Linked DNA regions of Homo sapiens: region 1 is linked to region 2. Evidence: read pairs that join two places in POLR2A ChIA-PET (ENCODE). Cell type or tissue: PC-9. All regions are shown on one strand.

Region 1 (4,000 bases), 550 kb before region 2:
TGGGAGAGTAGGGAGTCCCTCCTTAGGATGGACATCTGGGTCTGGCTGCAGTCCCTCCAGTGTGGTTTGACCCGGCCTGAGGAGGGGACCATGGTTTCCGATGACCCACCGGTGATCAAGGAGCTCTTTATTCAGCTGGACAGCCTCCCTTGGCTGGCAGAGCACAGAGCTCCCCATCGGCTCCCCACTGGGCAAGTACTCAGAACCCACCTAATTACTGGGGACAGAATTCTGGGCACTGCATCCAGCAGGCTGCGGTCATAATCAGCTAATTAAACCACCCAAGCATTGCTCCTTGGCCCAGAGCAGAGGGAAGGGGGGTGAGGTGGTGAGGCTGGGAGGAGATGTAACAGGGGAGGCTCAGAAATGGGTCTGCAGAGCAGGGCTCGGAGAGGGAAGCAGGAAGTGCAGAGGGAAGGTGAGAAAGAGGGAGAGAAGTGGGCAGATGCCCAAAGGTGCCATCTGAGGAGAGCACCCAAGTGGGGTGAATGGAGGGAAGGGGCTCTGGCCTGGGAGACAGGGATCTCACTTCTTCACTGTCCCTGTGCTGCCATAGGCAAGCTGCTTTTCCTCATTGGGCCTCAGTTTCTCTATGTGTCAAGCAGGAAGTAGGAGAGGCTTTGGCCTAGAGGCTCCTCCCTAGGACCCTTTCCTTCTCTCGTTAGGAGGGGAGAGGGCGTGAGCAGCAGTGTGATTCTGGCGGGACAGCTTGGCCTCTGGCAGCCCTGCCTTCTGGAAGTGGCAGACAGTGTAGGAGTCTGAGCCAGCCTAGACTGGGTGGGAAGGGAAGACAGTTGGGAGCAGCAGTCTGCCCACCTGGCTCCCCAAGCATGTCCTGCCCTTGAGCCTTGGTCCTGTCTTTGGGACTGTCCTGTGGTTCCCAAACTAGTCCTCAGCGAGGGACTCTTTAAGGCCGAGGGCTCCCTCCCCAGGGCTGGGCAGTGTCATTTCCATCTGTGTAGGAATTGCCCAAGTAGCACCCTCAGAGAGTGTGGAGGAGGGGCTCCCAGAGCTAGAGGCAGGAGGTTTGGAGTTTGGAATTCAGAGTTAGGCAGACTCTGCTCTACTGCTCACTTGCTAGCTCCATGACCTTCAGCTTGGGTCTTAAACTCTCCGGCCTCAGTTTTCTCCTTTGGGAAATAGGTATAATAATATTAATGGGGTTTCTGTGGGCAGAGAGGGTAAGGGCTTCATAAAAAGCCATTGTCGGCCAGGCATGGTGGCTGACGCCTGTAATCCCAGCCTCTTGGGAGGCTGAGGTGGGCAGATGACCTGAGGTCACGAGTTCGAAACCAGCCTGGCCAACATGGTGAAACCTCGTCTCTACTAAAAATACAAAAATTAGCCAGGTGTGGTGGCACACACCTGTAATCCCAGCTACCAGGGAGGCTGAGGTGGGAGGATTGCTTGGACCCGGGAGGTGAAGGTTGCAGTGAGCTGAGATCTTACTATTGTACTCCAGCCTGAGTGACAGAGTGAGACTCTGTCTCAACAACAACAACAAAAAAGCCATCATCATTCAAGACTGAGGGTGGATCTCAGCTCCTTCCCTCTCCCATGTCCCCTTCCTCCTCTTTCATCCCTCTTTTCCATGGTCCAGGGTAGTGTACACAGCTGAGTGCGCGGGGGTGGGGGCACAGGGAGTGGGGGCTGTGCCGGCCAGCGGAGAAGCTCCAAGGAAGGCAGGAAGGGAAGTGAGATTGCCCAGGGCCAGCAGCAGCAGTGTGGTGCTGGGGCTGCTGGCGCCACTCCCCTCTGGCCCCTCACCCACGGCAGATTCTCTAGGAGGAAGTGGGGAGAGATTGGGGAGCAGGAAGCTGGGGGCGGTTGTGGAGGGAAGTCCCTTGGCATCCTGGCCCCAGGCTCCTCTTTCTTAACCCTCACCCCTGTGCAGAGCCCCGAGCCTGGCTTTCTGCCAAGGGAGCCAGCAGGCCACTGTTTCACACACTCAGAAAACAACAGCTTTCCTGGTTCCCAACCCCAAGTAGGAGGTGCCTGCTTGGAGCTCAGGCACTTGGAAAGCAGCGCCTGCTACAGGGTCTGCCAGGTCTGGAGGAGGCAGCAAAAGAGAAGAAAGACCCCCAGCCCCCACAGCCTCTCCTCGTAGTGCTGGGCTGAGATATGCCAGGGACTCTGACTCCAAGGCAGCTGGTTACATAACTGAGCATGCCTCCCTGCTCCTTTCCTCCCTGTTTCCCCAGAGGGGCCTTGGAGGAGGTGCTGCATTGCTCAGAATTCCTGCACCCAGAAGGTCGTGGGGAGCATCCCCCTGCCTTGGATAGTGGTAGTGCCGCCCACACTGTGTAGAATGGTGAGCCATGTATGCTTCCTCAGTGCAGGCCTCTGGGGTTGGCTCTGAGCATTGTCCCCTCCAACTCTCTTGGGAGCAGAGCTGCAAAGCGGGGAAGCCTCATTAGAGGAAACAGGCCTCGTCCTGAGATAATTTGCCTGCAAACTGCCCCCAGAGGGCAACTGGCCTCTGCAGCCAGAGGAACAAATAGCTAGCATTTTACAGTTTGTTCCATTCAATTCCACAAACATTTCTCCCTCCACTCAAGGCATGTCCCGAAGTGGCCGGGCCTGTCCCAGTGGTGTGTCTCTCTCCGAGTGGGAAGGGGATTTATGGAGCAGCTCTGCTCTGCCTCCCGCCTGAGGCTGCCCTTTCTCCGAAGTTGAGGGCCTGGCCTTCCCAGGTTCTGGGTGGCAAGAAACCTCATGACATGGAACACTATCTCCCCGGGCCTCGGGCTAGGAGTTTTCAGGGTTAGCTTATATCGTTTCTGTTAGGCCATCGCTGCCCTCCTGAGGAGGTTCCAAGGAACAAAGCTTTCTCTCTGTGCCACACCCCGGGCCCTGTGCTGGGCACCTGAAATATGAAGAGGACCCAGACAAGTCTCTGCCCTCATGCTGCTCAGATGTATTGGGAGAGAGGAAATAGATGATCTCAACAGCTGCCAGAAGAGGGGTAGTGGGCATCTGTTTATAGCAGGGACAAAACAGGGCCAGAGGTTAAGGATCAGAGGCAGCTCCCCAGAAGTAGGGACTCACGACCTGGTTGGAAAGTGCGTTTGTGTGAGCCAGAGGTAGTACTCTTCCTGGCAGTATCTCTGTGACATGTGTTTTCATCCAGGACTGACTTCCTTCAGCAGACTTGAGAAACCTACTATGTGCCGGCATAGTGTCAGGCACTGGTTTCATCTGCTGTCAGTAAGGAGTGTCTTGGGAATGCAGACTGCTTGAGGACAAAAAAACTAGGGTGAAAAGTGAAAGTTCTGCCACAGGGCATCACAGTAAGTGTTTCTGCCTGGAGAAAGAAAATGGGGTGGGTATATCAGGAGACACTGGGCTCAGCAAACCTGCCATTGGAAACCAGGGTCTACTGTCCTGAGGGTATGGAGAGGAAAGCTTCCCTCTAGCCCAGGAGACACTGCAGAGATCTGATGGCTCTTCCCAGAGGAGCCCATGGGCATGAGACAGTTGAGAAACTATGTCTTAGGAGAAACAGCTCCAGGCTTTGGGGCTGGCAGCCAGGGGCCATGTGCGCTGGTCTCTACAGATTGGAGGGCTATCTTTGGGCACACTGAGGCCACGTGGAGTGGTGGAGAGGAGGCAGCAGGCTGGGGTTCTCCCCTCCCCTTTACCAGTAATTGCATGTCTGTAGGCAAGTTTTCCAGCCTCTGGAGATAATGTGTTCATCCTTTCTCGGTTACAGCTGTGCTAATTAAAGCACCCAGCACATTAGCAGGGCTCATCACTGGTTGATGTTATGATGGGTCTCTATTGCCCCAGGGTACTGGGAGAAACCTACAGACGTTTTAAAACTCAATAAGGAGATTTTTTTTTGCAACAGATTTTTTTGACATTCTAAAAATGACAAAAATGATTACACATCATAATCAAGTGATTAATATGCGTTGTCGTTTCTCCCTGCGCTGACTGTTCCACAGCAGCGATTCAGTACAGCAGTGATTCACTGTGCATACTTGAAACAATTCAGCCA
Region 2 (4,000 bases):
TATGTTTATGTATATATAAACCCCCAATGAATAGAATACATATCTCTTAAGGCAAACAATTTAAAATATTGATGATACATTAGGTCATAAAGATGCTTCAAAAAATTTCAAAGAATTTGTATTACACAGACTTTGCTCTTTGATCCTGGATGCCATTTTCCAAGCCTAGTTTTCTACCTACCAAGGTGGTAATTTTGGGCTAATATTCTTTTTCAATAAATTCCTTTTCTGATTAAATTTGCCAGAGTAGATTTCTGTCGATTGCAACTAACAACCCTAGCTGATTCAATTTTTTACATGGTACCTTGAAATAACCAATAAATCAGTCTCTAGTAAAACTGATTAAGAAAAAAAAGAGAGAAGATAAAATTATATTAAGAATAAAAAGTTCTAAATACAGGCAACAAGGTGAGTTTAAATCTCCAGAGACTATTGAAAGAATGCTGTAATGAATATCTTGCATATATATCATTTTACATGTCTGCAGATGTACCCATAGGATAAATTGCTAGAATCAGAACCCCTGGGTCAAAGGATACATGCTTTTTGAGAGGAACACCAAATTGCCCCTCTGTCATGAAGCCTATATCAATTTATAGTCCCGCCAGCAATGCATGGGAGTGCCATTTCCTCACACCTCTTTTTCACTTTTTTTAGAGATGAGGTCTCACAGTGTTGCCCAGGAGGGAGTGCAGTGGCTATTCACAGGCATAATCATAGTGACCTATGGCCTCAAACTCCCAGCCTCAAGAGATCCCTCTGCCTTAAGCCTCCCAAGAAGCCGATCTACTCACATCTTTTCCAACACCATGAGTGCTGAAACCTTTTCGCTTTGCTAATCTAACAGATGAAATTTTGCATTTTATATGCTTATATTTTATGAGTGAAATTGAGTGTTTTTATATGGTTAAGAGTAATTTGCATTTCCTTTGATATGAAATGCATATGCATTTCCTTACTCCTACTTGTATTAACTTTTTCTTCTTGATTTGTTAAGAAAAATTAGCTTTATGTTACATGACTAGCAATACTCTTCCCGGTGTATCAATTGTGTTGACTTTGTTTATAGTGGTTATTTTTATGTAGTTATATTAATCAAACTTTTCTTTTATGGCTTCTGCGTTTTTTATTATGTTTGGAAAGACTTTCCTTTAGGCCAAGATACAATAACAAATTCCATCATATTTTCTTCTGGTAGAATGCATAAGATTCTTCTCAGATCTGCTTTTTAAAAATTCTAAATCTTTATTTTTATTTGAGAAGCAACATAAGGAGCATAATCTTATTCAGGCTTATAAATAAGTATACTATCCAACACAAGAAACCAAAAATATTTTAGCAATAGCCTGGTAGAAATGGTAATTTTCACTTACTGTTGGAGAATTTGCTTTCTCCAAAATACTTCACTGATATTTAGTACAAAATGTTTCAAGAGCTTAACATTTTCATTTTTTACACAGTAAGCCTGATCCCCAACTTAGAAGGTTGAGAGCCTTGGATAAGTCAGTCTCAACTTCCTCTTCTGTAAAATCAGAATACCCATCATCACAGGTTATTATAAGGATCAGATGAGTGCAATATGAGTAAAAACACTTTGCAAACTATTTTAGCCAGTAGAGTGGCATGCAGCAGAATTTACTGAGTATAAAATTGTCTCTGGTACTGGTGGGACAGCATTCTTTAAATTGTGGTTTGGTTCAATTTACTTGCAGGTACAATCTATAAGAAACAAAGATAATCTCCAGGAGTGGTGGCTCATGCCTATAATTCCAGCAATTTGGGAGGCTAAGGTGAGAGGATCTCTTGAGGTCAAATGTTCGAGACCAGCCTGAGCAACACAGACAGACCTCATCTCTGCAAAAAACAAACAAACAAAAATTAAACAAAAAAACCCCCCAACAATTAGCAGGGCATGATGGTGCACACCTATAGTCCCAGCTACTCAGGAGGCTGTGGCAGAAGGACTGCTCGAGCCCAGGAGTTTGAGGCTGTACTGAGCCATGATTGTGCCTAGGCAACAGAGCAAGACTTCAACTCTTAAAAAAAAAAAAAAAAAAGAAACAGGCCAGGCACAGTGGCTCACGCCTGTAATCCCAGCACTTTGGGAGGCCAAGACAGGCAGATCACAAGGTCAGGAGATCAAGACCATCCTGGCTAACATGGTGAAACCCCGTCTCTCCTAAAAATACAAAAATTAGCCAGGTGTGGTGACAGGTGCCTGTAGTCCCAGCTACTTGGGAGGCTGAGACAGGAGAATGGTGTGAACCTGGGAGGCAGAGCTTGCAGTGAGCTGAGATCGTGCCACTGCACTCCAGCCTGGGGACAGAACAAGACTCTGTCTCAAAAAAAAAAAAAAAAAAGAAAAGAAAACAAAGATAATGTTCCAACTACTTTGATACATATATTACATGAAAAGTTAAATTCACTTTGGGATATTAAGAAATCTCAAAGTTCATATAAGACCAAGGAGGAACTCAGCATAATGACTGAAATCTTACTATGCCTCTGGCTTGTTTGACTGCAAAAGGTGATGTGCAGGGGTAGAGGTAGGGTACTAATTTACAGTCACCAAAATTAGTACTGATATTAATCAGTTTAGTTGGATTAAGATGAACAATGTTTAATGCTTTAAGGATCATTTTTTGCCCCAACAGGACTGTGCTATATTAAATGACACCGTGCCCAAAAGCTCAAAAATTACATAGAAAGTAAAGTACTTCTTGAATACTAAAACAGTTAAGCATAAAAGGTTGTGAATTGGTCCAAAGTGATATTAACTTAAACATTTAATCCTACGTTCTATCTTAGCTGTACCCTCTAAAAATGCTAAGAAGGAAAAAAAAAATCCTCACTTTTTTTTTGTGGGCTTGCAAAAAGAACGTAACATTAGGTTCAGATACCTGCTCTGTCAATTAAGCGAGAGTATTTAGAAATGTCAAAACTTGAATGATGGAGCCTTGGGAAATTTTATATATAATATATATAACATATATATATATCTCTAATATATATAACATATATATATCTAATATATATAACATATATATCTAACATATATAACATATATATAATATATATAACATATATATATCATATATATATATCATATATATATCATATATATATATCATATATATATATATAAAAATACATGTTGAAGCTTCTCTTTGCCTTAGTCTTCCTGTCTATCAAATGGGGATCAAAATACCGGCCAAGCTACCTCATAGGAATGCGGAAGAGCACAATTAAAAGTAACAGTAGTAGTAACCAATGAAGAATCCCCATAATAAATAAGTAAAAACAGCTAACGTTTAATGAAAAGCACACTCTATGCTAAATGTTGCATGCATGCATATGCACAAGTGCACACATGTACACGTACACATACACAGCAAAGAGTTGACACAGCAGGCCTGTCTATCCTTTTCTTTCTTTCTAACACATCAGTGGGAGAAGATGTCTATCCTTAAAAAGGCCTGCTTCCAAGGCTTGCCCTTGGCTGGTGCCTAGAAACTTGGATGTTAGGAGGGTTCCCACCCTCCTTAACTGATGAGTTGTTCACTGTACCTAAACTACAGAAACAATATAATTATGCCAAACATCTGCTTTCCTGCGGGGAATCTGAAATTCTAGCACATGCTAGGTAGAGGGTGCCTATGTGATCAGCTAATATAAACCCCAATCACTAAGTCTCTAACGAGTTTCCCTGGTTGAGAACATTTCATACGTTGTCACAACTCCTCGCTAGGGTATTAAGCACACCTTGTGTGCCTCCACTGAGAGAGGACTTCAGAAGCTTGTGATGGGTTTTCCCCAGACTTTGTCCCACACACCTTCTCCCTCTACTGATTTTGCTCGGTGTCTTTTCACTGTAATAAATCACAGCACAGAATACAACTACGTATTGAGTCCTTTAAGTCCCCCTAGCAAATCAGTGAACCTGTGGGTGGTCTTGGAGACCTCCCAACACACACATACAACACATGTCATGAACTGAAAA

What was found. Peaks named below come from ENCODE experiments on the same cell type or tissue, not always from the same donor. Only the 100,000 strongest peaks of a DNase experiment are listed, where the experiment ranks them.
Region 1: POLR2A ChIA-PET joins it to region 2 with 12 read pairs; 1 of 35 experiments calls an interaction of 5 or more read pairs at or near these places.

The regions. Positions count from the first base shown.
Region 1 is chr11:75,338,646-75,342,645 of GRCh38, reverse strand. The region is part of intron 1 of ARRB1 (arrestin beta 1); the gene reads left to right. Among named protein-coding and RNA genes, the nearest start is that of MIR326, 5.5 kb to the right of the region's middle. RefSeq lists enhancers at 398-1,261, 1,709-1,898, 1,262-2,125. In PC-9, a CTCF peak has its summit at 2,736; a DNase peak (open chromatin) is centred at 1,895; H3K4me3 peaks cover 715 bases; H3K27ac peaks cover 1,757 bases.
Region 2 is chr11:74,784,302-74,788,301 of GRCh38, reverse strand. The region is part of intron 1 of RNF169 (ring finger protein 169); the gene reads right to left. Among named protein-coding and RNA genes, the nearest start is that of RNF169, 37 kb to the right of the region's middle. In PC-9, no CTCF peak of the experiment used is centred here; a DNase peak (open chromatin) is centred at 1,671; H3K27ac peaks cover 324 bases.